Linked DNA regions of Mus musculus: all the other regions are linked to region 2. A link is a loop called in an ENCODE intact Hi-C map of the cell type or tissue named here. Cell type or tissue: heart. All regions are shown on one strand.

Region 1 (4,000 bases), 320 kb after region 2:
TGGGCTTTCTGTTGTTTTTAATGTTACTGAAGACCAGCCTTAGTCCGGGGTGATCTGATAGGATGCATATGATTATTTCAATCTTCTAGTATCTGTTGAGACCTGTTTTGTGACCAATTATATGGTACATTTTGGAGAAGGTATCATAAGGTGCTGAGAAGAAGGTATATTCTTTTGTTTTAGGATGAAATGTTCTATAGATATCTGTTAAAACCATTTGGTCTATCACTTCTGTTAGTTTTACTGTGTCTCTGTTTAGATTCTGTTTCCATGATTTATCCTTTGATGAGAGTGGGATGTTGAAGTCTCCCACTATTATTGTGTGAGGTGCAATGTATGCTGTGAGCTTTACTAAAGTTTCTTTTATGAATGTGGGTGCCCTGGCATTTGGAGCATAGATGTTCAGAATTGAGAGTTCATCTTGGTAGATTTTTCCTTTGATGAGTGTGAAGTGTCCTTCCTTATCTTTTTTGATAACTTTTGGTTGAAAGTTGATTTTATTCGACATTAGAATGTCGACTCTAACTGGTTTCTTGGGACCACTTGCTTGGAAAATTGTTTCCCAGGTAGTGTCTTTGACACTGAGGGGTGTTTCCTGTATGCAGCAAAATGCTGGGTCCTGTTTATGTATCCAGTCTATTAGTCTATGTCTATTTATTTGGGAATTGAGTCCATTGATGCTAAGAGATATTTAGGAATAGTGATTGTTGCTTCCTGTTATTTTTGTTGTTAGAGTTGGAATTTGTGTGTGTGGCTATCTTCTTTTAGGTTTGTTGAAAGAAGATTACCTTCTTGGTTTTTTCTGGGGTATAGTTTCCCTCCTTGTGTTGGAGTTTTCCATCTATTATCCTTTGTAGGGCTGGATTTATGAAAGGATATTGTGTAAATTTGGTTTTGTTATGGAATATCTTGTTTTCTCCATCTATGGTAATTGAGAGTTTTGCTAGCATTTGTGTTCTCTAGGGTCTGTATAACATTTGCCCAGGATCTTCTAGCTTTCATAGTCTCTGTTGAGAAGTCTGGTGTAATTCTGATAGGTCTGCCTTCATATGTTACTTGACCTTTTTCCCTTACTGCTTCCAATATTCTTTCTTTGTTTTGTGCATTTAGTGTTTTGACTATTATGTGACAGCAGGAATTTCTTCTCTGGTCCAGTCTATTAGGAGTTCTGTATGCTTCTTGTATGTTTATGGGCATCTCATTCTTTAAGTTAGGGATTTTTTTCTATAATTTTGTTGAAGATATTTACTGGCCCTTTAAGTTGAGAATCTTCATTCTCTTTAATACCTATTATCCTTAGGTTTGGCCTTCTCATTGTGTCCTCGGTTTCCTGGATGTTTTGGGTTAGGAGCTTTTTGTATTTTGTATTTTCTTTGACTGTTGTGTCAATGTTTCCTATGGTATCTTCTGCACCTGAGATTCTTTATCTCTTGTATTCTGTTGGTGATGCTTGCATCTATGACTCCTAATCTCTTTTCTGGGTTTTCTGTCTCCAGGGTTGTCTTGCTTTGTGATTTCTTTATTGATTCTATTTCAGTTTTTAGATCCTGAATGGTCTTGTTCAATTCCTTCACCTGTTTGGTTGGGTTTTCCTGTAATTCTTTAAAGGATTTTTTTTGTGTTTCCTCTTTAAGGGTTTCTACTTGTGTTCTCCTGTATTTATTTCATCAAGGGAGTTATTTATGTCCTTCTTAAAGTCCTCTATCATCATCATCATGATCTGTGACTTTAATTCACTCTTGCTTTTCTGGTGTGTTGGAGTATACAGGGCTCCTCCCTGTGGTGGGAGAACTGGGTTCTGATCATGCCAGATACCCTTGGTTTCTGTTGCTTTTGTTCTTGCCCTTGCCTCTCACCCTCTGGTTATCTCTGGTGTTAGCTGGTCTTGCTGTCTCTAACTGTGGCTTGTCCCTCCTGCAAGCCTGAGCGTCAATACTCCTGGGAGACTAGTTCTCTCCAGGATGAATTTGGGTATGGAGAGCTGTGGCACAGGGTCAGTTCTAGGGAGCAGACAGAAACCTGAAGGAGCCTGTCCCCAGCTGTTCCTTGGTTCCCATGTCCTGATGATTCTGAGTGGTTCCTCTTGGGCCAAGAATTTGAGCAGAAGTGTTGTTGTTACAAAAATAAAAGTACTCAACAGCATGAAATCTAAGCCCTGCCTAAATGTGTGCTGTTAGCATTGTTCCCCATCTATTCTCAGTGTGGACCCTCAGCACTTACAATTGAAGTAAGGCTTCAAACCCTAGCATTATCATCTTCTTGGTGCCAGTCAGAGAAGGCAAGCACTCAGGCCCACCTCATACCTACCAAGTGAGAATCTCCATTTTACCAAGATTCCCCACATGAAGCCAGTACTGGGTTGCTTGAGACAAAGAGTTTGGCCACCACCTGGTGGCAGAACACTTTAATTGCAACCTGCCCGTTGACATCAAAATCTCAAATCTAAAACATTTTTCATTATTAAATTGTTGAATACTGGTTATTGAACCTAAGTCTTTTGCATTCTGAGTAAACACACATTACTAATTTATATCCAGGGCCATCTTAATATTTTTATTTTTATTTATTTTTTTAAATGTGTGCTGGGCAGTGTTGTGCATGCCTTTAATCCCCAACCCTCAGGAGGAAGAAGCAGACTGAGCTCTGATTTTGAGAATAACCTGATCTACTGAGCCAGTTCCAGGATAGCCAGGGCTACACAGGGAAACCCTGTCTCAAAAATTAAAAAACAGAAAAAGAAAAAATTCCCTATAATTAATTTTTTTACATGTTATGTGTGTATGAACACAACCAATCATATGCATGTGGAGGTCAAACACGTTAGGCTTAACAAGTGCAGGAACTTTTTCTTCGAGCCCTGCTGCTCCTGCCATATTTATTTCATATATGTGGGTACACTGTCACTGTCTTCAGACACACCAGAAGACTGTATTGGTTGCCCATTACAGATAGTTGTGAGCCATGCCCATTACATGTGGTTGCTGGGAATTGAACTCAGGACCTCTGGAAGAGTAGTCGGTGCTCTTAACCGCTGAGCCATCTTTTCAGGCTGTGCAGTAATTTTTGATGTTTAATTTTTACTTTTTAAGATTTTTTTTAAAAGTTTATTTTATACATGAGAGCTCTTTCTGCATGTGCACCTGAAGGCCAGAAGAGGACATCAGATCTCATTACAGATGGTTGTGAGCCACCATATGGCTGCTGGGAATCCAATTCATGACCTCTGGAAGAGCAGTCAGTGCTCTTAACCGCTGAGCCATCTCTCCAGCCCCTTAGTTTTAGTTTTTTTATGCTGGAGATTGAACCTAGGGCCTTGTCCATCTTAGGCAGGTGCTCTACTGCGAGCCATATTCCCAGCCTTTTAAATTTTGTTTTGGTTAGAGAAAGGGTCTCACTACATTGGCCTCAACTCTAAAAGACTAATTTTTAAATGACCCAAACACCAAATGTTAAGCTCCTTTCTAGGTCACGTTCCCGACATCTACACACTATAATCCAGACACTTAAGAGACCCCAGGGCTCCAACCTCACATTCCTCCTGTTGACCCAAGTTAGGTCATATGCTCAGAAGTCTCCCTGTGGGGACATGTAGCTTCTATCCAACCCAGTGAGCATAGAAGGGAGGGTCTCAGGAGAGCCCCTCCTGGCAGAAGGGGGCTGGCTGTGGCCAGGGTCCCCTGGGGCAGGGATTCTTCTCTCTCCATGCAAGGGCTCCTGAAGCTGCTGCTGATCATTCACCTGTCTGTCCCACTTCTAGCTGGAAGACTTACATTGAAGGTTGGCCTCGCTGCCTTGACCACGAGACTGTGAAAGACTTGGACCTCAACATCAAGTACTCTGCGATGAAGAATGCCAAACTCTTCTTTAAAGCCCACTCCGCGTGAGTGTCTTAGTCAGGGTTGCTATTCCTGCACAAACCATCATGACCAGGAAGCAAGTTGGGGAGGAAAGGGTTCAGCTTACACTTCCACATTGCCGTTCATCGTCAAAGGAAGTCAGG
Region 2 (4,000 bases):
CCCTAGCCCCAAGGAGCGTGTCCCCTTGTTGCTTAGGCCATCATGCGAACCTATGAGAAAAAGGCTGTCGACCTCTACATGCTGTTCAATAGTGAGTTAGCCCTGGTGAACCGGGAGCTGAACAAGAAATGGCCATATCTGGAGCCATACATGACTCAGTACTCTGGACAGGCCCACTGGGTGCGGATCCTTCGGCGACGCATAGACAGAGTCATGAACGTAAGTGCCCGGCCTCTTCTGAACTGTCTTTGGTGAACACCAAGTGTACGGACTGTGTACAGCCTGGGACGGGCAGGGTGAGTTCAGACAGCATCCTTAGGCCAGTCCTCAGGCAAGCCATGATTTGGTTTGCAGAGCTGGCAGGCGTGGTGAGTGGCACAAAGGTCATTTTAACATTCTGTATGAAGGTAGGGAGGAGACATAAGGTTGTCATCTGGGAAGTCAGAGTAACAGGACAGGGATGTGACCTGGAGGTCCAGAGACCTGGGCCAGCAGAACCTGCGCTCTCTGGAAAAACAGGAACAAGGAGCAAGGAGAGGGCAGGACTTTTCTCTTGTTGCTGAGTACTGAGCTCAGGCCAACCTGAGCTATCCAGTGAGAACCTGTCAGTACTCTAGCTTTGGGGTGCAGGTAGGGGTGAAAGCTGGTGGAATTCCTTACCTGCTGTCCTTGATTTATTCTGAGAGAAAGTGAGGGAGGCTGCAGATGACTGGGCTGAGGTGGGCCCGGGGTGCCCTGAACTAGAAGCCCTCAGGCCCTGTGTTTCTCCTCCAGCTGTTGTCCTGGGGGTGCTCACATTGCCTCTCCTTGTGCGCCCACCTTCACAGTGTGGCGTCCTCCCTCTGTAGCACAGCCTCAGCCTCCTTCCAGGGGCTGAGGGGTGAGCAGGTACCTGTGTCGCAGGTCTGTATAAATGAGCTTCCCCTTTGTCTCCCCCACCCCTACCCAGTGCCTTTCCGGAGCCCACTTCCTGCCCCATATTGGGACTGGCGAGGAGAGCATACATACCTATCAGCAGATGGCTCAAGCCATTGATGAAATGGTTCGAAAAACCTTCCAAGAGTGGACAGCGACGCTGGACAAGGACTGCATTCGGCGACTGGACATGTCACTGTTACGAATTAGCCAGGAGAAAGTGGGCATGCTGGATGTCAACTTTGACAAGTACAGGACCCACCCTGGCACCTCCCCCTGTCCTTGGTGCTAGTCTCCTCTCACTCTCCCAAGACCTTAACTCCCATCTTGGGTCCCCTCTTCCATCCCTATCTTTCCTGATGTCTGCTTTAATTGAGGCTGGTTTTCACCATGTAGTTCAGGCTGGCTTTGAACTAGTGATCTTTGGCCTCAGTATGGTGCTAGAATTACAGCTGGACTCCACCATACTCAGATGCTGTCACTGCTTCCTCTTCCTCTTCCTCCTCCTCCTCTTCTTCCTCTTCTCTCTCCTCTTTCTTTTTCCCCCTTGAGCTAGGGTTTCTCTGTGTAGCCCTGGCTGTTCTGGACCTCACTATGTAGACCAGGCTGGCTACAGAATCAGATCCACCACTTCTGCCTCCCCTCCCAAGTGCTGGGATTAAAGGCATGCACCACTGCCACCCGATAGCTATCGCTTCTTAAATTTAGTTTTTCCGAGATTGGGACTGGGGTCTTAAATTCAGTCCTGAGTACTGAAAAAAAATTAGTTTTTACCGCTTATTTAAAGTAAGCAAGCAAGCAGACTACAACTATGATTTTTAACAATTCACCAATGTACTAAACTAGTGATGTCACTGTTCCGGCACTAGATGGCGGTGACAGCTCAGCTAAGTCATCTAACTCTGCTCGCTAGTCTGAGCTTTCCTAAGACAGCACTCTCTCCCACAGCTTTGAAATGTCATTTTCACATTGTTCTTTTAAAAAGGCAACTAGTTCATCAATTATTAAGAATATACAGTGAGTTCCAGGTGTGGTGGCCCATTCTTAGTATCCTAGTACAGGAAGCTGAGGCAGGAGAGTTTTGAGTTGAAGACCAGCCTGGGCCGCATTCCAAAGCAAAACAAAATAAACCCCCAAACCAGACAAACAGTGGGCACTTCGTATGCGCCAGGAACTGATGCAGGGTGTCCCTGTCCTCAAGGGGCCATGTTGTCATTCTCTCGGCCAAGGTTTACTCAAGAGCAGAAAAGGAGAAAGCCGGGGTGGTGAGGTGTCTGTTTCAGGGGCGTGAATCCTCTGGTGCCTCGTCTTCCTAATCAGGAGATAAGTTTCTATGTGGTAGGCTGGGCTCTCCCTTGCCATCACCTGTGTGCCCTGTGGTGAGAGCCCATTCCGGAGCTCCCAGGCCATTGTTCTAGGGTTGGCCTTAGCTCATAACATCTGTATTTGCTGGACAAGGGTGCAGAAGGGAGATGGAGGTCCAGGGACAGATGGGACTATGTTCTGGACAACCGAAGGTGCCTGACCAGGAAGAGCTGACACACAGGAAGTGGAAGAACCAAGATGGAGAGGCAGCAGGAGGGGTGAGGGGCAGACTTTAGTGGGGGGCGGGCTTTAGTGGGGGTTGGGGGTGCGGACACTAGAAGCCACACAGATGAGCAGTTAAGGAACGAAGTGTAGGAAGATGAGGTTTGGGACAAGTAGTCGGGGAGAGGTGGGCATCAGCTCCGGTGAGGTTCTCTGGTTTTGAAGCTTTGGCACAAGGTAGGGCCAAAAGAGCCATAAAATTGCCTCTTATGGCTAGAGAGATGGCTCAGCAGAGAACCTGGGTTTGGTTCCCAGCACCCACGTGGTAGCTCACAAACATCTGTAATTCCAGTTCCCGGGGACATGACACCTTCTTCTGATCTCTATTGGTACCAGGTACTCACATGATGTACACATATGCAGGCAAAACACTTACACACATGAAATACAATAGATAAGTCTTGCCTGGCATGGTGGTGCGTGTCTCTAATCTGGTGGTGCACCTGGGAGGCAGAAGTAAGTGTTTCTCTATGAGTTCCAGGTCAGCATGGTCTACACAGGGAGTTACAGGGCAGGCAAATCATATAGTAAGACCCTGTCTCAAAAACAAACAAAAAGACAAACCCAAAAACTCGAAGTTTTAAATGGCCTCTTACTGATTTGAGATTCTGAAAAAGAAGGAACATTAGGCCCAGATTATATTATAACTGGTTATCTACATAGTATAGAAGCAGATTCACAGCTAGTTATATATTTATATAGACAAACGGTTTAATTGGTTATAACATTTGCAGGCTCGTAATAGGGCTGAATACCACTCCCCACCCCTACTCCTCCTCCAGACAGGGCTCTTCTGGGTAACAGCTCTGACTGTCCTGGAACTTGCTTTGTAGACCAGGCTGGTGTGAAACTCATGGAAATCCACCTGCTTCCGCTTCCCAAACACTGGGACTAAGGGTGTGTGGCACCACCACCCAGCCTAGGGCTGGATATCCCCAAAGGTGCTATGCTAGAGAGTCTCCCTCGTGGACAACCGTGGGCTAACGTGGGTGTGAGCGTACTTGGCCACTCTGTCCTTTCTCCATCAAATATGAGAGCAGTGTGTAGAGCCAGGGAGACGGCTCTAAAAAGTGATGACCTCAGCTCCATCCCTTGAACTCAAGTGGTGGGAAGAGAGCTGACTCCCGAAAATTGTCCTCTGACCTACACACACACACACACACACACACACACACAGACAGAGGCACACACAGGCACACATGCACTCACACGGACACTAAATAAATAAGCCTATAAATCTGAAAGTTTACATTCATAATGCCATCAAAGCTGTGAACAAAAATAAGGGATTGCATTTCAATCATGACATTTTCCTGTCTTAAGTTGATCATGTCAGAGATTTGGCCCCACGCTGTACAGTCAGTGTCTTCTGCACGGCTCGGCTTTCTAGAAGGTGGCATGAGATGCCTGTGTGATTAGGACAGATGACTGCTTTAGTCATCTGCTAGAAACAGGCTTTTCCCTCCCCTGCAGCTTGTTTGTTTGTTTGTTTGTTTGT
Region 3 (4,000 bases), 250 kb after region 2:
TGATGGCTGTCAGGACCCATGAGTGCTTCCGGGGCAAGGGCTTACCTCTGGTCTTCGGGAGTCTCTTGTTTTTGGAAGTCTCTGCTCACAGCTCTTGCCTGGGCTCTTCTGTACCCCTCTGGGGGCGGGGTGCTAGTGTGCTTGGAACTAGCCGCCCCAGGAATCGCCTGTACTTCATGCAACTAGTTTGACCTGTTCTACCTGTGATAAAGACAAAAGATGACTAGAAAAACCCTTCTGTGATGAAATTAGGTAGTTTATAGAAGGGAGGGCTCCCAGGCTGCTAGAGAAGCATCCTTCATCTGCCAGTGCTTTTACTAGCTGTCATGGGGGCTTCTTCCTCACTGGGTTGTCACCTGTAGGAGGGGCTATCTGAAGATGCAGTGGATCTGGTCCTCTGAGGGTCCTCTGAAGCTGGCACAGCGTAGACAGAGGCTCCCAAAAGTCTCCAGTCTTAGAGTGGTAGGCAAGACAGCCATGTTAGCTCCCCTCAATGGAAAGGAAGTGTCTGTGGGATGTCTGCAACAGGTTTAAAGTCTCCTCCCAGTGTCATTGTCCAGCTTTGAATCTCCCTCAGGTAGCTACAAGGGCTTTTAACACTGTCAGTGATTGCCGTGGCCACAGCAGGATAAATAACTCAGGCGACTTGATTGTCAGCTCCCACTGCCTCTGGAAATGGCCGCAGGTCCTTCAGCAGAAGTGGCGATAGCACTCGCGGTATCAGCGGACTCAAGAACTGAGGAGATGGCTTCTGTGGTTCCTGCTCCAGCCTTCCTCTCTGTGGGTCCTGGGATCGGTGCTTGGCTTTGGCCTTGGCAGCTGCTGCTTCAGCAGGGCATTGGGAAAAGTCTGACAGCGATCAATAAGGTCTCCCATTTACCCCACCAGAGAGATTTCATCTTTTGAAAGGGGGGGGGAATGTGTGCGGGGTGCTTGTGACAAGGATTTGACCCACAGTAAAAGACTTCATCATTTTCTTTCCTGACAATTTTTAACCTTTATCCCAATAACCCAAGGGGTGGGGGAAGGGCTCTTGATCTCGGTTGTTAACCCACGCTTCTTTCTCTAGCTTTTCGGGATATGTAGTTAAAGTCTGTGACCACCCTACCACACATCGGCACCCAGAGCGTCTCTCTGCTGTCTACCTGGAACTTAGTGCCGTGCGATCGACAGCCCAGCAGCCCCCACATTTCCCTCACTTGCCTTTGCGTTACTGAGTCATACCAGGAACACTGAAGGAGAAGAAGAAAAGTTTAAGTCGCCGACTTCCTAGAAGCCAGACGACATTGTACATTGTACTCATCTCTGAACTTGCTTTTGAGCAAGCCAGGACTTCCGCTCTGGTCTGGGGTTGTTTTGTTTCCCTCAGAATTGCACCTGAACAAGAACACAAAGCAAATTTAGAAACAAGCATCTCCTGTCCTCTGATCACTGAGGCCTGCCTCCCTATCCCTGCCTCCCCCCAAAAAGAGCCGCAGGATCCTTTAAAGTAAAAGGTTCCTTACTGAGATGAAGATGGTGAGAGTCTGGGGGCCTCAGCCCAGAGAGCCCCAGGCAGACACGGACAGTATGAATGGCACCCAGAGTCCATCTCTGACTCAATTAGGCGGAATCAATCTTGTCACTGAGTTTCCAAGGAAATTCAATTAGAGGTCAAGTGTAGGAAGCCGGCTAACGGTGGCTTAAGCAGCAGACATGACAGGCGGTCGATAGCTGCCTGGGGATGAGATGGACTTCAGAGTCCCTGAGTCTGAGCGAGAGGCAGGAGCGGTCGAGGAAGAGACTCCTAAAGGACCTGACCACCCAGGGTCCAAGCCAAGTACAGAGACCGCAAAGGAAGGACCCACACGGCTCAGTTACCAGGTATTCACAGGGCATGGGAAGGGTCATCAGGACCCAGGAGGGAGCTGTGGCACCAGTGTGTGCAATCCGTATGGGCAGAAGCCTTTGTGCCCAGTCACACACAGTGAGGCTAGAAGAAAAGTCTTAACACTTGATGAGAAAGGTCGAGGTTGGGAGGTGCTGCCTCTGTTAAACTTGGAGTCGTTTCCCCCTCTAGTGGTCACGCAGATCTTTACAAGGGCACGTTGTTTGTAAATTAAAAACAAAACAAAGCCAAACAACAGAAAACAAAAAACAAAAACACCTCCAAAACCCAAAAACCAACCAACCAACCAAACAAACAAAAAACCCAGAAATTAAATAAAATGACTAAATTTAGTACAATAGACAAAAACCTTAGGCTGGGCATGACAGTGCACACCTTTAATCCAGCATTCAGAGGCAGAAGGAACTCTTGTGAGTTCAAGATTAGCTTAGGCAACATAGAGAGACCCTGTTGTTAATAATAATAGTAATAGTGCTGGAGAGGTGGCTCAGTGGTTAAAAGCACTGATTGCTTCTCCAGAGGTCCTGAGTTCAACTCCCAGCAACTACATGGTGGCTTACCACCATCTGTAATGGGGTCTGATGCCCTCTTCTGGTGTGTCTGAAGACAGCTGCAGTGTACTCATATACATTGAATAAACAGTATCTTTTTAAAAAATAATAATGGCCAGGGGGATAGCTCAGTGGGTAAGAACATGCCCTATGACTTGAATTGGACCTCTAGGACCCACACTGTAGAAGAAGGGATCTAGACACAGACAGACAAACAGACAGACATGCACACACACGGTGAGGGAGGAGATAAATACTAAAGAACTTTTAAACACATGAACAGAAGTGAAATACAAACTCAGAGAGAAATGTAAGATAAAAACCAGTAATGCCATTTTTCCCTACTTAATAGACTGGCAAAGAACCCCAGATCCAAGGTTGGACATCATACTCCGATGGTCATTTGAGAGAACCTGATAACCTTGCACTTCCCCCTTGACAGCACAAGCACACACTGTAAGGTACTCGCTTATCTATGCAGCATGACAGAAAACCTCTGAGACGCTCACAGCCACAGTGAAAACAACCCAAGTGCCGGATCCTGGGAGACTGCCTATGTGTAAGTCACATGGTGGACTAAATATAATACAGAGTGTGGGGGTGGGGGAGGAGGAAGAAGTCTGTGTACTGATTTGAGTTCCTAGGCGGCCATTACTGAGTACTGCAGGTGCGGGAGGAGAGAGGATGCGCTTGCTCGCTGCCTCTTCAACAGAAAGGAGGGGGCGGGGCAGAGCGCACACTTGGGGGAAATGTCTCTTTTACTGGAAGAGGAAAGAGAGAAGACAGGGGAGGAATTGCTGTTCCATGCCGTCCTTTTACAGCAATGTGATTCTTAAAGATATACATCTTTTTTTTTTTTTTTTTTAGTTTTTAAAATTTCCCAAGACAGAGAGATGGTCTGCAGATAGTGGGGTTGAACTTGCCCTCTGGGAATTGGGAAAACACTAGGGAATTACAAGGCAGAGAGCATTTCTGGAAACCCCTCCCCCACAGCTGGAGGCATAGAACTCAACACATTATGGAAGTGGCCTTAGCAAGAGGATTTGTTTTGGGGTCTAGGATGGAACCTGGGGTGATACTAGGCTCTGCCGCAGACACATCGCAGCCCATAGTTCTGTATTTAACATTTTAAAAATTATGTATGTGTTCTTTGCCTATATGTGTATCTGTGCACCACACAAGTGCTTGATGCCCAGGGAGACCAGAAGAAGATGTCAGATTCCCTGGAACTGGAGTTACAGATGGTTGTAAGCCACCACGTGGATATTAGGAATAGAATCCTGGTCCTCTGGAAGAACAGCCAGCGCTCTTAACCACTGAGCCAGCCTAGTTCTGTGGTTATTAAAATTATTTATTTTTCACATAGTTCCCAAGAGTAAGACTCGAGAAAAGAACACACAGACTCACTTACCAGAGGACCCACAGTACACAGGGTGAGGATAACGCCTGGAGCCAGGGTCCGGCTTCATCACGTGACGGGGTCAGGCTTCATCACGTGAGGAAACCGACCTCTTTTCTGGATGGAGTAACAGCCAATCAGAGCTGCAGCGTCTCTAGACTA
Region 4 (4,000 bases), 81 kb after region 2:
ACATGAACACACACATAGATCTATACACAGTAGATACATAGACACACACACACACCTGATATCTGCCCCCAGGTTGGGATTCAGGAAGTCTCTGGTAGGCTCTGTGATTTTTTGTTGTTGTTGTTGTTTTGTTTTTTTGTTTTTCGAGACAGGGTTTCTCTGTGTAGCCCTGGCTGTCCTGGAACTCACTTTGTAGACCAGGCTGGCCTCAAACTCAGAAATCTGCCTGCCTCTGCCTCCCAAGTGCTGGGATTAAAGGCTTGTGCCACCACGGCCCGGCTGGGCTCTGTGATTCTTTAATCAGCTTCCAAGGAGCTGTCGATCCTGGTCTATTTCATCTTTCATTGAATTTTTAAAACTTACATTCATTTACTAATTCTCTGTGGAAGGCGGCATGCACATGTATGGCACAGCCAGCCTGTGAAGATCAGTGGTCAGATGACAGGAGGCCGTTCTCTCTTCCCAGCCTGTGGGCTCTAGGGGATCAAACCCAGGTCCCCCCAGGCTTGGCAGCAGGCTCCTTTAGCTGCCGACCACCATGGCAGCCTGTGGATCACATTTTGGACAGCGGAGTACTTCTCTTCCTGGACTCCTCTACAGACCCATCAAGTCCAGCTTGTTTCAGGTCGAGGGTGGACTTGTGTTCCACCCTCTTTTACCAGGGTCCTCATCTTTGAATGGCACAGCTGCCAACCCACGTCACACCCATGCCAGCAACTTGAAGTTGCTCTAATTGACCAGCTCAAGGCAGTTGCTGGGTTCTTCTTATAGGTATTTCTGATCCCGTCCCCCTCCCTGCCCCGCCTACCAGGGCTGGACCTTAGTGCATATTTTCACAGAAACTGCACAGCATCTCTCCCCCCTCCCGCCCCCAGTAGATTACCCTGCCCCTGTGTCCCTCCTAGTCTGTTCTCCAGTTGTGGGTGTCTGTCAGACTACCAGGCATGAAAATGACCCTGTTGCTCCTGGCTTAACCTCTTTAGTGGTTGTCATATCTTGAGGGATCCCGAAAGGCCTCTGTGACCTGGCCTCCCCCTGCCTCAGTTTGTCACCAGCTGTGTGGGCAGCACTGCTAACTCTCACCCCGTGTGTGCCCTTTCCCCCTGGGCATTCCTTGCCCTTTCCTCCTGGGCTTTCCTTGCACTGCGAGTCTTCCCTGGAACACTCAGCTGTGCCTCTCATGTCACCGGATAATCCCTACACACCTCAAGACACCTGCTCTCAGGATCAGACACAGCTGGGCACCATGCCTTTCAGTTCCCTAGACACCACTTTGAGCTCATCATGACGGCCTCTGGGTCCCTATGTCAGAGCACGCTGCCTCCCTGCTGAGCTGTGATTTCCTCACGGACCTAGACCATAGCTTACTTATCTGTGTCTTCAGGGCTACAGAGTGCCCAGCAAGATAGTGAGAGAAAAATCAATGTTTTGTTTATTTAATGGAACTAAATGCCTAGTTATGGATGGACACTGGGAAAACTCAATCTCTCAAGGCCCCCGGGGCCTTGGTTGTTTCCAGGAGGTTTGGGTTAGACGCTGGCTACAGTCCTCCTGGGTAAGGCTGTGACCGTTACCCACTGAGCGAGCATTCGTGCGGGGCAACTCACCCCACATTCCTCCACCCCCTCCATCTTCCCTGCCCATTCCTCTGTGCCTCCCAGGTACACCTGCCGAACCCTTTTTGAGCGCCACAAGCTTCTGTTCAGTTTTCACATGTGCGCCAAAATCCTGGAGACGTCCGGCAAGCTCAACATGGATGAGTACAACTTCTTCCTGCGTGGGGGTGTGGTGAGTTGGTGGGAGGGCACCTCCCTGCACGGGGGTCACATGGGGATGGCAGCAGGTGTGTGGAGGAGGCCAAGTCAGAGGGAGGGCAGAATCGAAGGCTCCCCAGAAACGTGAGTACTCGGAGCACCTGGGGCTGAGGGGCTGACTTGTTACGTGACTCTGGAGACCCACTTCAAGCTGGTCATCTGATCACCTCTTACATGAAACCCAGGTATACTTGACTCTCTTCCTTAAAAAAAAAAAAAAAGTCAGCTGAGTTTCATGTACTTATAACCTCAGCAGGACAGTGAAAGATGGAGACAGATGCTTACCACCCACCTAGCCTGACCTAGCCTAATTGGCTAGCTTCCAGTTCAGGGAGAGATCTGATCTCTAGGGAATAAGTGAAGAGCAATGGAGGCACCCACCATCATTCTCTGCCTTTCACACACTTGCACACCTGCACGTACACCACACGCACACGCGGCGTGTGCACACACACCAAAGTGGAGGGAAAAACACAGATTTTCGTTTAAAAGCATGAGTATAAGAACAGATGGGAGGAGTATGCCAACAGTGGGTGGGTTTGGAGCTATTTCTGCCACTAAGCCACCAGAGGGCATCAGCTTCCTAAACTTTAACTGTTGTGGGTATGCAGTGCCCCCCCACCATGCATCCCTCAGTAAAGGTGGCTTTGCGTCCATCTTAGATTCCTGTCTCCTCATTAGGCATTCACTCTGCTTCACAGAAAACCAACACCAAACACACACACACACACACACACACACACACACACACACACACACACACACACGACGGGAGGAGATAACTTAAAATATCATGTTTTATTTTTAATTAAAACATAGCAATTGGGCTGGTGAGATGGCTCAGCGGGTAAGAGCACTGACTGCTCTTCCAAAGGTCCCGAGTTCAAGTCCCAGCAACCACATGGTGGCTCACAACCACCCATAATGAGATCTGATGCCATCTTCTGGTGTGTCTGAAGTCAACTACAATATAATAACATTATACATTATATTAATAATATACAACAATAAAAATAAATCTTAAAAAAACATAGCAATTGCACAGTCTTACTGGGTATAGCGTGGCTTAATTTTTTTTTTAAGATAAGGTTCTTTATAGCTTATGCTAGCCTAGAATGCACTGTATAGCCCAGGCTGACCTTGAATTCCTGGTCATTTTCTTGTCTAGCCTGGCACCTGGGTGTTTTGGTGACAGGCACCATGCCTGGCTTGCAATGAGGTGTTTCAGTATCAGTACATACATGTGTGTGTGTGTGTGTGTGTGTGTGATGACCAGATCAGGGTAGTTGGAATATTCATTAAAACAAACATTTAGAGCCGGGCATGGTGGCGTACCCCTTTAATCCCAGCACTTGGGAGGCAGAGGCAGGCGGATTTCTGAGTTTGAGGCCAGCCCCAGGACAGCCAGGGCTACACAGAGAAACCCTGTCTCAAAAAAACAAAACAAACAAACAAACAAAAAACCAAAAAAAAAAAACCAAAAACCCCAAAACTAATACAAACATTTGTCTTTTGTTGTTGTTGTTTTATTTTAGGAACTTTCCTTTTGAGGGTTCTAGGCATCTTCTCTCTCTTCCCCAAGGTCCTGGATCGTGAAGGCCAAATGGACAATCCATGTACCAGTTGGCTGGCAGATGCCTACTGGGATAATATCACAGAACTGGACAAACTGACCAACTTCCATGGGCTCATGAACTCCTTTGAGCAGTACCCTCGGGACTGGCACCTGTGGTACACCAACTCTTCCCCGGAGAAGGCCATGCTGCCAGGTGCCAGGCTGCCAGCCCCCGCCTCTTCGGAGCCCGTTTGACCTTCCCTTTATCCACCCCACACCCACCCCACACACTCACAAATGCAGCCCCTGAAGATTCTCCACCTTTGAGATTCCTTCCTGACTGACTCTCAGGGCTGCTGTTCTCTCGTCTGCAGGTGAGTGGGAGAATGCGTGCAATGAGATGCAGCGGATGCTGATCGTCCGCTCCCTGCGTCAGGACCGAGTGGCATTCTGTGTTACTTCCTTCATCGTGTCCAACCTTGGCTCTCGATTCATTGAACCGCCTGTGCTAAACATGAAATCGGTCCGTGGTTCTGCCTTCTTGCTCACACAGCCCAGCAGCCCCTGCCTGTCCACACCCTCCCCTCGGTCCTGACATCACCCCTGTGCTTCCAGGTGATGGAGGACTCTA
Region 5 (4,000 bases), 260 kb after region 2:
AGACCTGCCAGCATCCCCTTAGCCACAAGCCAAACCCTGACTGTGTCACCTCCCAGTGCCACAACGCCGAAGTCATCACTGTAGACTGCCCATTCGTCACACTTCAAGGAAGGAGTCTCTTTGGGTGTGAAGCTGATCCTGAGACCTGTGTTGGTCTCACGAATCCCTCTGTGTGTCTTGGGTCTTGCCCATCCTCTCCTTCCAGCCTGCTCTCTGAGGGCTGTGCAGTGCCCTCCCACTCAGCCATCCTGGTAGCAGAGCAGGGTTTATGTGGCTTTCTCAGTTCTTGTCACCTGGGTCACATTGGCTCCACCGTTAGCCCTATGTAACTCGGGCTAACCCATCACATTGCCTGGTGACAGAGTTAGGTTTCAGGGTGAATCCTTGACCAAGATAGACCAGTTTCTATTGTGGTGGCTCATGCATACAACTCCCTTGTGGATGTTGAGGTAAGGTTACAGAGATTTCTAGGGGAGCGTCCTGCATTGAAAGCTGAACTTTAGACGTTCGTTGAAGTCTCCAGGCAAGTAGGGCTATTTTAACTTAAGTCTGGGAGGATGAGAGGCTGGAGCCTCGCAGCCACATCTGCCACCATGAAAGGAGACTCTCCTTTGTGTGCCTCCATACCAACCTGCTAGGCAAGATGTGTCCACTAATGCAATAGTGACATGATTGTCATGGGGGTAACCACCTGTGTCCCGAGAGGATCTGAGGTCTGCCACACAAGATGGCATTCATACTTGATACTTTGGACCCGGTTCAAAGTCCGTAGCTGGAGAGGCCCTAGGCCCTCAGGGTGAATACACTACTTCTGTCTTGCTAAGTCTTGTCAAACCACCTCCTAAATATTTGTGTTTATACTCATAGGCCAGTGTTGCTCCTAGTTGTGTCAAAGAAGGCTCTCTTCTCAGTGAATGATGCTTACTGCAGATTCATGGCTGGTCAAAATGCTGAGAGTGACTGTTGAGTGCTCAGTTATCAACAGGATATCCAGATCATCCTGCCAAGGTGAGGGAACATCACAGAAGAGGAAAGTGGAAAGAAGGTATGAGCCAGAGGATGGGGAGGGAAGCTGGGAAGTGCTGTTCTGGGCGTGAGATGGCCACTGCACTCAGGAACCCATAGCCATTGCACTTGGACTACACAAGACTGGAACTGCCAGCATTCACTCACGGGTGGGGAAGGGCTCCCCCTATGGGCAGCCAATGTTGCTGCGGGGAAGGGAGTCCTTATCTTGCTTGGGTGATGAAGCCACCCACTAGTGAGGTGTGTGTACTTATGCAGGTGGCCCTGGTTAAACATACTGGGCCACAGAACAAAACTAAACACACAGTGATGGAAGGGGGGCTTGTGGGGAAGACTGGGGTAGGAGGAAGCTAAGAAAGAGAATGCGTGTGTCCGGAATGTATTATATACATGTGTGAACTTGTCAAAAAATGAATTTTAAAAAGTAAATAAAGGTAAGCCTCGTGGTCAACAAAGCCGGTTACAGGGGAAGAGTCAAACCCGATAACCCCAGAGTTGTCTACCTGGAACCAGACCGGCCTACAGTCAGGTTCCCTGCCCTACCCAGGACGCTCTTCTGCCTTCTCTAAACCCACTGTCCAGAGAATCATGTTCGAAAGTGGCTCAAGAAAGACATAAAGCAACAGTCTCTAAAACAAAACAAAAACTAACCCAACCCAAAACAAAACAAAAGAAAAATATAAATAAATAAATAACTTAAACATGGTCTACAGCTCCCCCTGGTGGACAATATTGTTTTTTTTCAGAGTCTAGATACCAGGACTCCACCCTAAGGCCTGGTAGTCTGCATACAGTACATCTAGATCAATTTAAAACATCTTTCTTGATTCAAAAGCATGCAGTTGCTGCTATTTATAGTCCTGATCACATCGCATTCCCACAATACTTTGTGGTTTGAAAGTACAATTCCAAAGAAAACATGTCGGGATTGTGCAGTTAATTGAGAATGGACTAGAACGTCAGGAATCAACTGTCATAACTATCCAAAAAGATAAAAAGATGATGGAATAGAAACGACACTGAAAATGTAAGGCCTTGGAAAATTACAGCTCAGTAACTTCACTGATGCCAGGTTTCGTACCTCTCACTTGCCTCTCGTCTCTGAAACCTATCACACGCAAATGAGCAAACAGAGACAGACAGCAATGAAACTGCAACAAAGCTGATCGTTTCCAGCAAATTCAAAACTGGAGAAGATACGTCAGGAGAAAAAAAGAAGGAAAGGGCTGTTTTCCTGTTGAGAGTCAAGTTGTCCTAGGCTCAAGGGAGGCTCCTGGGAGGCAGATGGGCCTAAGGGTCCCGGGTGGCAGAGTTTCTGAGCTGTAGGACCCTAGGAGGAAGATCTGTTATCTATGGTCTGGCCCTGTGGTCAGCCAGAGAAGGAAGCTTGCTGAAAAGCCTAAAGAGGCAGGTGCAGCCCTCTGCAAATCCCAGCTGTCACTCCAACCCAGTGGCTGCCTCTGCTGCCCTCCTGCCACCACCACCACTCTGATGTCAGCTCCCACGAGGGAAACTGAGCCCCAGAGAGAGCAGTATTGCCTTATTATGGTCTCCACAGAACCATGGGCAAAGGAACCCTGGGTACACATGGTCTCTACAGACTGCTCAAGCCTGAGGCATCAGAGCCTTACCTCTGGGGATGCCCTTGGTGGCGGATCTGCAAGAGAATGGACTCCTGCGCTATCATACAGTCCGGGCTGTACTGAGGGAAGAAGACAGCCTGCCAGTGCAGGAAGCTAAAGATGATCTGTGGACACGGTCAGGGAATCCACACCATCTCTAGAGCCTCAGCCTACACCTTCTCTCCCAAGCCTTTCAGAACCATCATCAGTCCTGGAAACCGTGGGTAAGGCAGAGCAGTCTCAGCATCCCGATTCCCCCCTGTCCATACCATTAAGGGCGGAGACTTGGATTGTAGCAAACAGCTTGTAGTAGTAAATGTGTATCATCGAAGTGTAGCAGCAGTGGAAACAGAAATGGGATTCAGTGTGTGTACCAACGCAGAGATGCGCTGGTGGGAAAGCCGGAGGACAGCAGCTCCTTTTACATAAGGTACCCAGAACAGGCAAACTGCTAGAAAACAGAGCAGTCGGATAGGATAGTAGGGAGAAGTAGCCACTGTAGACTAGGCCCAGTTTTCTTGGAGATGATATCTACAGTGACGGTGATCATGCAAAAATGTCAGTTGCTTAACTACCATTGAACTGTACATTTATAAATGGTAAAAATTGAAAAATTTATGATATATATATATATATATATATATATCCATTTGCTGAAGAAAAAGAAGCAACCAGAGAATAAAAAATTCTTGGAAATTTAGAACATAATGGCAAAAATGGAAAACTAAAGAGGAGCAGGGAATCATGAGAAGGGCTGCTTTAAAATCAGCATGACTCAGAAAGGCATCCAAGGAAAAAAACCCTGAGGACTCTATTTGGATTCATAATTATTTCCATCTTTAGTCAGTTCTATTTCCAAACAATTCTGTGGTCTCAATCTAAAAAGAAAAGAAAAGAAAAAAAATCAGGCACAAACTCAAAAGTACAGTGTTTATTCCACAATGTAAAAAAAGTCCTTGGGTTGTTGAGATGGTTCAGTGGGTAACGGTGCCTGTCACACAAGCCTGCCCTTCTGAGTTTGATTCCAGAAATGCTTGGAAAGGCAGGAGAAAACTCACTCCACCAAGATGTCCTCTGACCTCCGCATGTGTGAGCACACACATGTTAATAAAATAACTCAATATAATAATAATGATGATGATGATGAAACATCTTCTGCACCATCCCTCAATGTGAAGGCAAGCAGGGGGACCTTAACAGAAATAGGGGCGAGACCTAGGGGAGATGCCAAACGGAGGAAGAGCTTGACTGTTTTTAATTGGGGGTGGGGGTGGTGAGCGCAGTTGCTCATGGAAGCCAGAAGAAGATGGATCCCATGGTGCTGGGTTACAGGTGACTGCTAACCACCTTCT
Region 6 (4,000 bases), 330 kb after region 2:
GGGTCTCCTGGGGCCTAGCGCCTTATCCCACACCTCCCATCTTCCATCAGGTATACGGAGCTGAAAGTCAAAGGGCTCCTGGACCGCACAGGACTCTGGAGGAGTCTGAGGGAGATGAGAAGGCTGTTTAACTTCCGCAAGACTCCAGCAGCAGGTGAGCCACTGGGGCCAGCATCCTAACCTCTCTGGGATATCAGTCCCCATCTCTGCCAGGAAGCACGAACAAAATTAATTAACTAATTAACTATGAGCAACAATTCACCTTGTGACTTTAGCTGGGCTCCATGCCCTTCCTCCTAGACCTTAAATTGTCCCATAGACACGAAAGAGGTGGTAGGCAGAGGGGACCCTTGACCTAATCTAACAGTTAAACTATGGTTGGGGCTGAGGACAGAGGCCTCACAGTGAAGTCAGGCTGTGGTTTTTCATAAGACTCAACGTCACATCATTACATCATTACTGTTCCTTGGCTTGTTGGCTTCAGAATTAGGTGACAGGGGGACCCACCCTAGTTTTCAGGGTGTCCCAGGAAGTTCTAACGGGGAGGGGGAGAGTTCAGTGGGTATTTACACTGAGGATGAAGTATGGGGCAGAGAGTCCTTTAAGGACTGAGAACAGGAAAGACGAAGGTCCTAAAGACAGAAGAATAGGGGTTTCCCGAGCACGATGCTAGGGACTAGCAACCTGCTGCGAATGATTCTACTGAATGTGCTCCAGGCCATGGGGTGGAGCCAGAGGGCCAGCAGGATGATCAGCCATGGGCTATCAGCTGAGGACAGAGTTTGGTGGCCTCATCAAGGCTGTGGCTGTGTAGGGATAAAGTGGACAGATGGGCAGAGACACCAAGGATGGAGAGTCCGTGGCCCTCAGTGCGGGGAGAAGGAAGTTGCTGCCTAGGGAGATTCTAGGTTCTGCCATGTACAGTCAAGGAGACAACTCGCCATGCCCTGGGATGCCAAGAGGGCTGTGGAGGCTGTGGTGGAGAAGACTCACAGTTATCCTGCATTTGAGGCTAGTGGGCCTCACGAGCTGGTTTCAGGTAGACGGTGTGTATGATGATGATGGCTGAGATTAAGGAATAGTCAGTAACCAAATCCAGGTCAGAAATGAATAGGTACCCAGGAGGGTCAAAAGAGACCTGTAGGAGCCTTGGTGACTGGTTCCCCTCTCCCCCTTCCTCCCTTTCTCCTCCTCCCCCCTCCTGCAGAGTATGTGTTTGCACACTGGCAGGAAGATGCCTTCTTCGCCTCCCAGTTCCTAAATGGCATCAACCCGGTCCTGATTCGCCGCTGTCACAGTCTCCCAAACAACTTCCCGGTCACTGATGAAATGGTGGCCCCAGTGCTGGGCCCTGGAACCAGTCTGCAGGCTGAGTTGGAGGTGGGTGGGGCCCAAACTGCAAGCTCTGCAAACCCTATTAGTTTCTCCAAGCTCATCCCCTACTGGAGACAGAGGGACCAACTCTGCCTTGCATGCCAAGAACCAACTCTCAAAATGGACTCCCTGGGTAACCCTGGGTCTTCTTTCCTTTCCTTTCCTTTCCTTTCCTTTCCTTTCCTTTCCTTTCCTTTCCTTTCCTTTCCTTTCCTTTCCTTTCCTTCTCTTTTTTAAAGATTTATTTATTTTATGCATATGAGTAAACCTCCATTGCTTGCTTCAGACACACCAGAAGAGGGCACCAGACCCCATTACAGAGGGTTACGAGCCACCATGTGGTTGCTGGGAATTGAACACAGGACCTCTGGAAGAGCAGTCAGTGCTCTTAACCACTGAGCCATCTCTCCAGCCCCAACCTTGGGTCTTCTCCCTGCTCCCTGCCGCCTGCTTTAGGAAGCCAGGTGCACTCAGGGCTCCCTTTTCTCCTGCAGAAGGGCTCCCTGTTCTTGGTGGATCATGGCATTCTTTCTGGAGTCCACACCAACATCCTCAATGGAAAGCCTCAGTTCTCTGCAGCCCCGATGACCCTGTTACACCAGAGCTCAGGGTCCGGACCCCTGCTTCCCATTGCCATCCAGGTCTGTAAGAAGGCAGGGGACAAGGGCAATGGCAGAGTACAGAGGGTCCCACTGAGTGGGTGACAGATACTGCCACTGCCTGACTCTCTGCTGCTCTGGTCCACCAGCTCAAACAGACTCCCGGGCCAGACAACCCCATCTTCCTGCCCAGCGATGACACGTGGGACTGGTTGCTGGCCAAGACCTGGGTTCGCAATTCTGAGTTTTACATCCATGAGGCTGTCACACATCTGCTGCATGCCCATCTGATTCCAGAAGTCTTTGCCTTGGCCACATTACGTCAGCTGCCTAGGTGTCACCCTCTCTTCAAGGTCAGTGGCTCAACAAGTTGGTCCAAGCCAGACATGGTGGCACACACCTTTAATCCCTACATTTGGAGGGCTGAGGCAGGAGGATCACAATGACTTTGGGACCTACCTGGTCTACATAGCACAGTTCCAGGAGATCCAGGACTACTACACAGAGACCCTTTCTCTAAACACACAAGGTGGTGTAGCCTGCAGCCAATCCCATAGATTCCTTGGATTATGTTGTATCTTCTGGTTCATGTTCCAAGTGGCCTTCCCTCAGTTGACCTTATCGTCCCAGGCTTGGATGCAGGGCTCCCATTCTGACGGAAGAACATAGGGTAAGGTCATATCCAGGGCCTAAGAGAATGTCTAAGCAGAAATCAGAAAGTGTAAGCCTCCCTGGGAGGGGAAGCCCTGTCTTCTCAGAGAAATGTGCACTTGGTGAGGGAAACACATGCATCCAGCGAGGCCCTAGGCCTGTTCTATGCTCTCCACTCTGAGTCTTCTGACTGTGACTCCCAGCACCTGCTTCTCTGAGTGCGCTGTGAGGAACAGCTCCACAGGGCCAGGCCCCAGCCCTGCTTTCCATGGCTCTCTGACTGCCAGAGGGATAGGACATCTCAGGAAGTTCCCAAGGTTCTCATTGACAAACTGATCTGGTGTCAGCGGGAAGAAAGGCCCGCTGGAAAGCCTTAGACAAGATGCTATGGGGCCTCCCTAACCTTCTTCACTGGGCAGGGAACGCTGTCACAAACTGCACAGTGTCCTTGCTGACTCTCTGTGTGACTCACAGGGCGTTTGGTTTGGGGGAACAGGTTTGAGCTCCCCATCTTGCCATCTCCTTCCAGCTATTGATTCCTCACATTCGGTACACACTGCACATCAACACGCTTGCCCGGGAGCTGCTCGTTGCCCCTGGGAAGTTGATAGACAAGGTAGGAGCTGCCTTTGGAGGGGTGGGAAGAAGATGGAGATCTGGGGTGGGCATGGCCCCTGTTACCCTAGTATCTCTGCTGCCCCTGCTTTTGAAGCTAGGCGTTCTCTCCCTCAGTCCACAGGCCTTGGCACTGGGGGATTCTCTGACCTGATAAAGAGAAACATGGAGCAGCTGAACTACTCTGTCCTGTGTCTCCCTGAAGATATCCGAGCCCGAGGTGTGGAAGACATCCCAGGCTACTATTACCGAGATGATGGGATGCAGATCTGGGGGGCAATAAAGAGGTGAGGGAACCATCCCCAGGAAGCCACATGGGCAGAAAGCCTGGGCAGGAGATGGGGTGCACTGGAAAGGTTCCCACCAAGGAGGCCTTGTGTGGGTTGCCCTGGACAATGGTGCTTCTCAGAGAGGAGCAGGTTTGGAGTCAGGGATTGAATCCAGGTATTCGTTGCAGCTTTGTCTCTGAAATAGTCAGCATCTACTATCCAAGTGACACATCCGTCCAAGATGACCAAGAGCTCCAGGCCTGGGTGAGGGAGATCTTCTCTGAGGGCTTCCTCGGCCGAGAAAGCTCAGGTACAGGGACCTTAGCCCTTGGGCACGGCACCACCCCACCCTCTCTGTGAGGTCCTCAGTTCCCCAGGATGCCTGGCCCCAGCCCAGCTCTTCCCACAGGTATGCCCTCCTTGTTGGATACCCGGGAAGCCCTGGTCCAGTATATCACCATGGTGATATTCACCTGCTCAGCCAAGCATGCA
Region 7 (4,000 bases), 110 kb after region 2:
TTCAAATCCTACAACCACATGGTAGCTCACAACCGTCCATAATGAGAAACAAATAATAAGGAACCTATGGGCCGGAGCAAGAGGGAGAAGGGGAAGAGGGGGAAAAAAGAGTAACAAAATAAGTTAAAAAGAAGAAAGAAAGAAAGAAAGAAAGAAAAAGAAAGAAAAGAAAAGAGTGGCCAGGTAGGGCTGGCACACACCATTAATCCCAGCAGTGAGGCAGAGGCAGGTAGATCTTTGTGAGTTTGAGGCCAGCCTGGTGAGTTCCAGAACAGCCAGGGGTATACAGAGAAACCCTGTCTGGTCTGTAAAAAACAACAAAACAAACAAAAGAGAATTAGAATGAATTATAGACTACTTCTCATCCATGGTTAGTTTTTTTTTTTTCCTTTTTTTAATGCAAAATTTTAAGCAGTATAAAACCAGAGGAAACAATGAAGAAACATAAAAATCAATTCCGTGTCCTTTATACCTGGACATTCTCTCCTCCCAGGGAGTCATTTGGGAGGTACTCGAAGCTCGACTAAATCTTTCACTTGAGCCATTCATTGGTTTTCTAGCATGTGGGCATATGAATGCCTAAGAATTCTAGGCGAGAGACCTGAGGCATGAAGTAGTTGCAGAAAGGGGCTGAGAAGGAGGCAGCCTCGTCAGCTTCCTAGGATTGTGATTCGTGCCCATTCCTTGGTGCTGAATTCTGCCAAATCTCTGTCCACGTCGTCAGAGCCCTGGCCTGGAAGGAAAGGGGTGAGCTGAGCCTCTGACCTGACTGACATCTTGTTTGGCACTCCTTTCAGACTTAGGCCTTTTCTCCACCAAGACTCTGGTGGAGGCGAGCGGTGAACATACGGTGGAGGTCCGTACCCAAGTACAGCAGCCCTCAGACGAGAACTGGGACCTGACAGGTACCAGACAAATCTGGCCCTGTGAGAGCTCCCGTTCCCACACCACCATCGCTAAATACGCACAGTACCAGGCCTCGTCCTTCCAGGAGTCACTGCAGGTGAGGATCAGGCACAAGAGGGAGTAAGGGTGCTGGGCTTACTGGGTCAGGGCTTCAGGAAGTCACTGACCCACGTACCTGTGTGACCAAGCAGGAGGAGAGGGAGAGTGAGGATGAGGAATCCGAGGAACCAGACAGCACTACAGGAACCTCTCCCAGGTGAAGTACAAGTTTGTCCCTCCCTGCTTCTCTCTCTCTCCTCCCTTGGCTCGCCATCAACCTGTCTGTGATTTTTGCCCCAGCAGCAGTGCACCGGACCCCAAGAACCATCACATCATCAAGTTTGGCACTAACATCGACCTGTCTGATGCCAAGAGGTCAGTGAGGCTAGACCAGTGAAACTGGGATGCAACCCTGCTAGGTACTGGTCTGGGACACCCTCTTAATTTCGTCGGCATTCCTGTGTCCACAGGTGGAAGCCACAGCTACAGGAGCTGCTGAAACTGCCCGCCTTCATGCGGGTAACATCCACAGGCAACATGCTCAGCCACGTGGGCCACACCATCCTGGGCATGAACACCGTGCAGCTATACATGAAGGTCCCTGGCAGCCGAACGCCAGGTGTGCTTTCCACTGCGCATGCGTACTGTGCTGGCTGCGCGCACTCTTAGGCCTTAGCCAATGAGGGCAAAGGGCGTGGTTGTCGCTCCTTGCTCGCCTGCATCAGACCTTCTGTGACGTTCTATCTCCCTCTGCAGGCCACCAAGAGAATAACAATTTCTGCTCAGTCAACATCAACATTGGCCCTGGGGACTGCGAGTGGTTCGCGGTACATGAGCACTATTGGGAGACCATCAGCGCCTTCTGCGACCGGTGCGCATCACCCCTTGCAAGTCACCCTATCACCTCGGGTCCTTGGGTTTCCCACCTGACCCTGTGACTGCCCTCTCCACAGGCATGGTGTGGACTACTTGACTGGTTCCTGGTGGCCAATCTTGGATGACCTCTATGCGTCCAATATTCCTGTTTACCGCTTCGTGCAGCGCCCTGGAGACCTTGTGTGGATTAATGCAGGGACTGTACATTGGGTGCAGGCTACCGGCTGGTGCAACAACATTGCCTGGAACGTGGGGCCCCTCACCGGTAAGAGGCTGGGGTCGGGTCATCATGGGGTACGTATGAGGAGCGAACCCTGGAGGGGAAAACTGGGTCTGGAGAATCAGAGTCTGAGGGAAGAAGGGGCCGGGGGCTGGTTGAGACCCCTGCATGACTTCCTCTGGCCTACAGCCTATCAGTACCAGCTGGCCCTGGAGCGATATGAGTGGAACGAGGTGAAGAACGTCAAGTCCATTGTGCCCATGATTCATGTGTCCTGGAACGTCGCTCGAACGGTCAAGATCAGCGATCCTGACTTGTTCAAGATGATCAAGTGAGACCCCTGTTTGGTTACCAGCCCGTCCCACCTGGCTTGTTCCCCACCCTTGTTCTTCCTGGCTCCCCATTCTTCCCCTGCGTCTGCAGCATGTCCTTAAGACCTTAAGTGTCACTGTGCTGGGGACATGACAGAAGCCCTGCTCTCATCTCATAGCCGTTGTTTCCTGTGGTCCAAACACACACACAAAACCTTGAAATGTCAAGTGTGACATATTCAAGACGGGAAATGCAACTCAGAAACGAAAAGAAAGGGAGGGTTGCCCAGGGAAGTCCGTGGGGCTAGGGTCTCTGGAGCTCCACCCCTGCCCATCTGCCATCCTCCAGCCTTGGCACCCCGCTGGAGCCTTGTCTCAACACCCACCCTTTGGGTCTTGCTCAGGTTCTGCCTCCTGCAGTCAATGAAGCACTGTCAGGTACAGCGGGAGAGCCTGGTGCGGGCAGGGAAGAAGATCGCTTACCAAGGCCGTGTCAAAGACGAGCCTGCCTACTACTGCAACGAATGCGACGTAAGTGTGCAAGCTCTTCCCCCTGCCTGGAAGAGACCTAACAGTAGTAGTGACTTCTTAGTGACAGCCGCTTTCTCCTGGCCAGGTGGAGGTGTTCAACATCCTGTTCGTTACAAGTGAGAATGGCAGCCGAAACACGTACCTGGTGCACTGCGAGGGCTGTGCGCGCCGTCGCAGCGCGGGCCTACAGGGCGTGGTGGTGCTAGAGCAGTACCGCACGGAGGAGCTGGCGCAGGCCTACGATGCCTTCACACTGGTGAGAGCGAGCGCCTGGGCTCCAGAGGGGGCGCGGGAGCGGCCGGTCCCCATCCGCCCACCACTGAAGCTGCCCACTTTCTCCCCGCAGGCTCCCGCCAGCACGTCTCGATGAGGCCGGACGCCCCGCTCGCCCGCCCACGCTGGGCGCGGCGGGGCCACCAGCACACGCCTGGGCTGGACCTAGGTCCCGCCTCTGGCCGGGAAGGGGGTCGGGCCCAGCCCTTCCACCCTATTGGCAGCTCCCCTCACTTAATTTATTAAGAAAAAAAAAATGTTTTTTTTTTAACAAATACGAGGAAAAAAAAAGGAAAAAAAATGGGAGACGGGGAGGGGGCTGGCAGCCTCTCGCCCACCAGCGCCTCCCCTCACCGACTTTGGCCTTTCTAGCAACAGACACAAGGACCAGGCTCCGGCGGCGGCGGGGGTCACATACGGGTTCCCTCAAGCCTGCCCGCCGCGCGCCCGCCCGCCGCCCGCCGGCGCAGACGTTCGCGGCTCGTTGTGTACATAGACGTTCGGCAGCCGAGGTTTTTAATGAGATTCTCTCTATGGGCTTTACCCCTACCCCTGGACCTCCTTTTTTTTTTTTTTTTTTTTTTTTTTTTTACTTCCAATGCTAGCTGTGATCCCTGTATATGTCTCTTGTTTATTCACTTGGTTATGATTCGTATTTTTGTTCTTTTTGTTTTTTGGTTTTTAATTTATAACAGTCCCACTCACCTCTATTTATTCATTTTTTTTTTCTCTTTTTTTGGGAAAACCCGACCTCTTACATCCCCAAGCCATCCCTCCTGCCTCTTTGGGAGGCCCACTCCTGGGCCTTCCCTGCGCCCCAGTATGTCCGGGCTTGGCCCGTCTG

The links. A loop is a pair of places that touch in the nucleus more often than their neighbours do. Peaks named below come from ENCODE experiments on the same cell type or tissue, not always from the same donor. Only the 100,000 strongest peaks of a DNase experiment are listed, where the experiment ranks them.
Region 1: it touches region 2 in a loop (2.7-fold over the local background); 4 of 42 quality-filtered maps call a loop at or near these places.
Region 3: it touches region 2 in a loop (7-fold over the local background); 41 of 42 quality-filtered maps call a loop at or near these places.
Region 4: it touches region 2 in a loop (5-fold over the local background); 17 of 42 quality-filtered maps call a loop at or near these places.
Region 5: it touches region 2 in a loop (4-fold over the local background); 38 of 42 quality-filtered maps call a loop at or near these places.
Region 6: a loop joins it to region 2, with 2.4 times the contacts of the local background. A loop is called at or near these places in 4 of 42 quality-filtered maps.
Region 7: it touches region 2 in a loop (5-fold over the local background); 28 of 42 quality-filtered maps call a loop at or near these places.

Annotation. Positions count from the first base shown.
Region 1 is chr11:69,191,404-69,195,403 of GRCm38, reverse strand. It overlaps Alox8 (arachidonate 8-lipoxygenase), which reads left to right. Exons shown (of 14, transcript NM_009661.4): 4 at 3,758-3,880. Among named protein-coding and RNA genes, the nearest start is that of Alox8, 4.4 kb to the left of the region's middle. In heart, a CTCF peak has its summit at 2,399 (motif pointing left); no DNase peak of the experiment used is centred here; H3K27me3 peaks cover 502 bases.
Region 2 is chr11:69,511,840-69,515,839 of GRCm38, reverse strand. It overlaps Dnah2 (dynein, axonemal, heavy chain 2), which reads left to right. Exons shown (of 86, transcript NM_001081330.1): 11 at 37-219; 12 at 950-1,164. Among named protein-coding and RNA genes, the nearest start is that of Dnah2, 35 kb to the left of the region's middle. In heart, a CTCF peak has its summit at 1,777 (motif pointing right); no DNase peak of the experiment used is centred here; H3K27ac peaks cover 669 bases; H3K27me3 peaks cover 1,034 bases.
Region 3 is chr11:69,265,530-69,269,529 of GRCm38, reverse strand. No RefSeq gene overlaps it. Among named protein-coding and RNA genes, the nearest start is that of Gm40039, 5.4 kb to the right of the region's middle. In heart, CTCF peaks have their summits at 2,050 (motif pointing left) and 3,104; a DNase peak (open chromatin) is centred at 3,059; H3K4me3 peaks cover 689 bases; H3K27ac peaks cover 1,980 bases; H3K27me3 peaks cover 892 bases.
Region 4 is chr11:69,430,642-69,434,641 of GRCm38, reverse strand. It overlaps Dnah2 (dynein, axonemal, heavy chain 2), which reads left to right. Exons shown (of 86, transcript NM_001081330.1): 73 at 1,662-1,788; 74 at 3,397-3,583; 75 at 3,744-3,892; 76 at 3,985-4,000. Among named protein-coding and RNA genes, the nearest start is that of Kdm6b, 16 kb to the right of the region's middle. In heart, a CTCF peak has its summit at 2,358 (motif pointing right); DNase peaks (open chromatin) are centred at 1,861 and 2,371; H3K4me3 peaks cover 273 bases; H3K27me3 peaks cover 403 bases.
Region 5 is chr11:69,255,726-69,259,725 of GRCm38, reverse strand. Gm40039 (a long non-coding RNA gene) reads left to right here. Exons shown (of 4, transcript XR_879967.2): 3 at 868-1,008. Among named protein-coding and RNA genes, the nearest start is that of Gm40039, 4.4 kb to the left of the region's middle. In heart, CTCF peaks have their summits at 1,186 and 1,757 (motif pointing left); a DNase peak (open chromatin) is centred at 1,215; H3K27me3 peaks cover 443 bases.
Region 6 is chr11:69,185,989-69,189,988 of GRCm38, reverse strand. Alox8 (arachidonate 8-lipoxygenase) reads left to right here. Exons shown (of 14, transcript NM_009661.4): 5 at 51-154; 6 at 1,208-1,380; 7 at 1,869-2,015; 8 at 2,123-2,326; 9 at 3,154-3,240; 10 at 3,357-3,526; 11 at 3,697-3,818; 12 at 3,918-4,000. Among named protein-coding and RNA genes, the nearest start is that of Alox8, 9.9 kb to the left of the region's middle. In heart, no CTCF peak of the experiment used is centred here; no DNase peak of the experiment used is centred here; H3K27me3 peaks cover 705 bases.
Region 7 is chr11:69,399,079-69,403,078 of GRCm38, reverse strand. It overlaps Kdm6b (KDM1 lysine (K)-specific demethylase 6B), which reads left to right. Exons shown (of 24, transcript NM_001017426.2): 15 at 798-1,003; 16 at 1,098-1,162; 17 at 1,249-1,320; 18 at 1,416-1,564; 19 at 1,702-1,816; 20 at 1,899-2,086; 21 at 2,231-2,372; 22 at 2,757-2,883; 23 at 2,969-3,139; 24 at 3,230-4,000. The coding sequence ends at 3,253. Among named protein-coding and RNA genes, the nearest start is that of Tmem88, 2.8 kb to the right of the region's middle. In heart, a CTCF peak has its summit at 1,694 (motif pointing left); DNase peaks (open chromatin) are centred at 1,638, 2,758, 3,098, 3,578 and 1 weaker place; H3K4me3 peaks cover 950 bases; H3K27ac peaks cover 1,133 bases.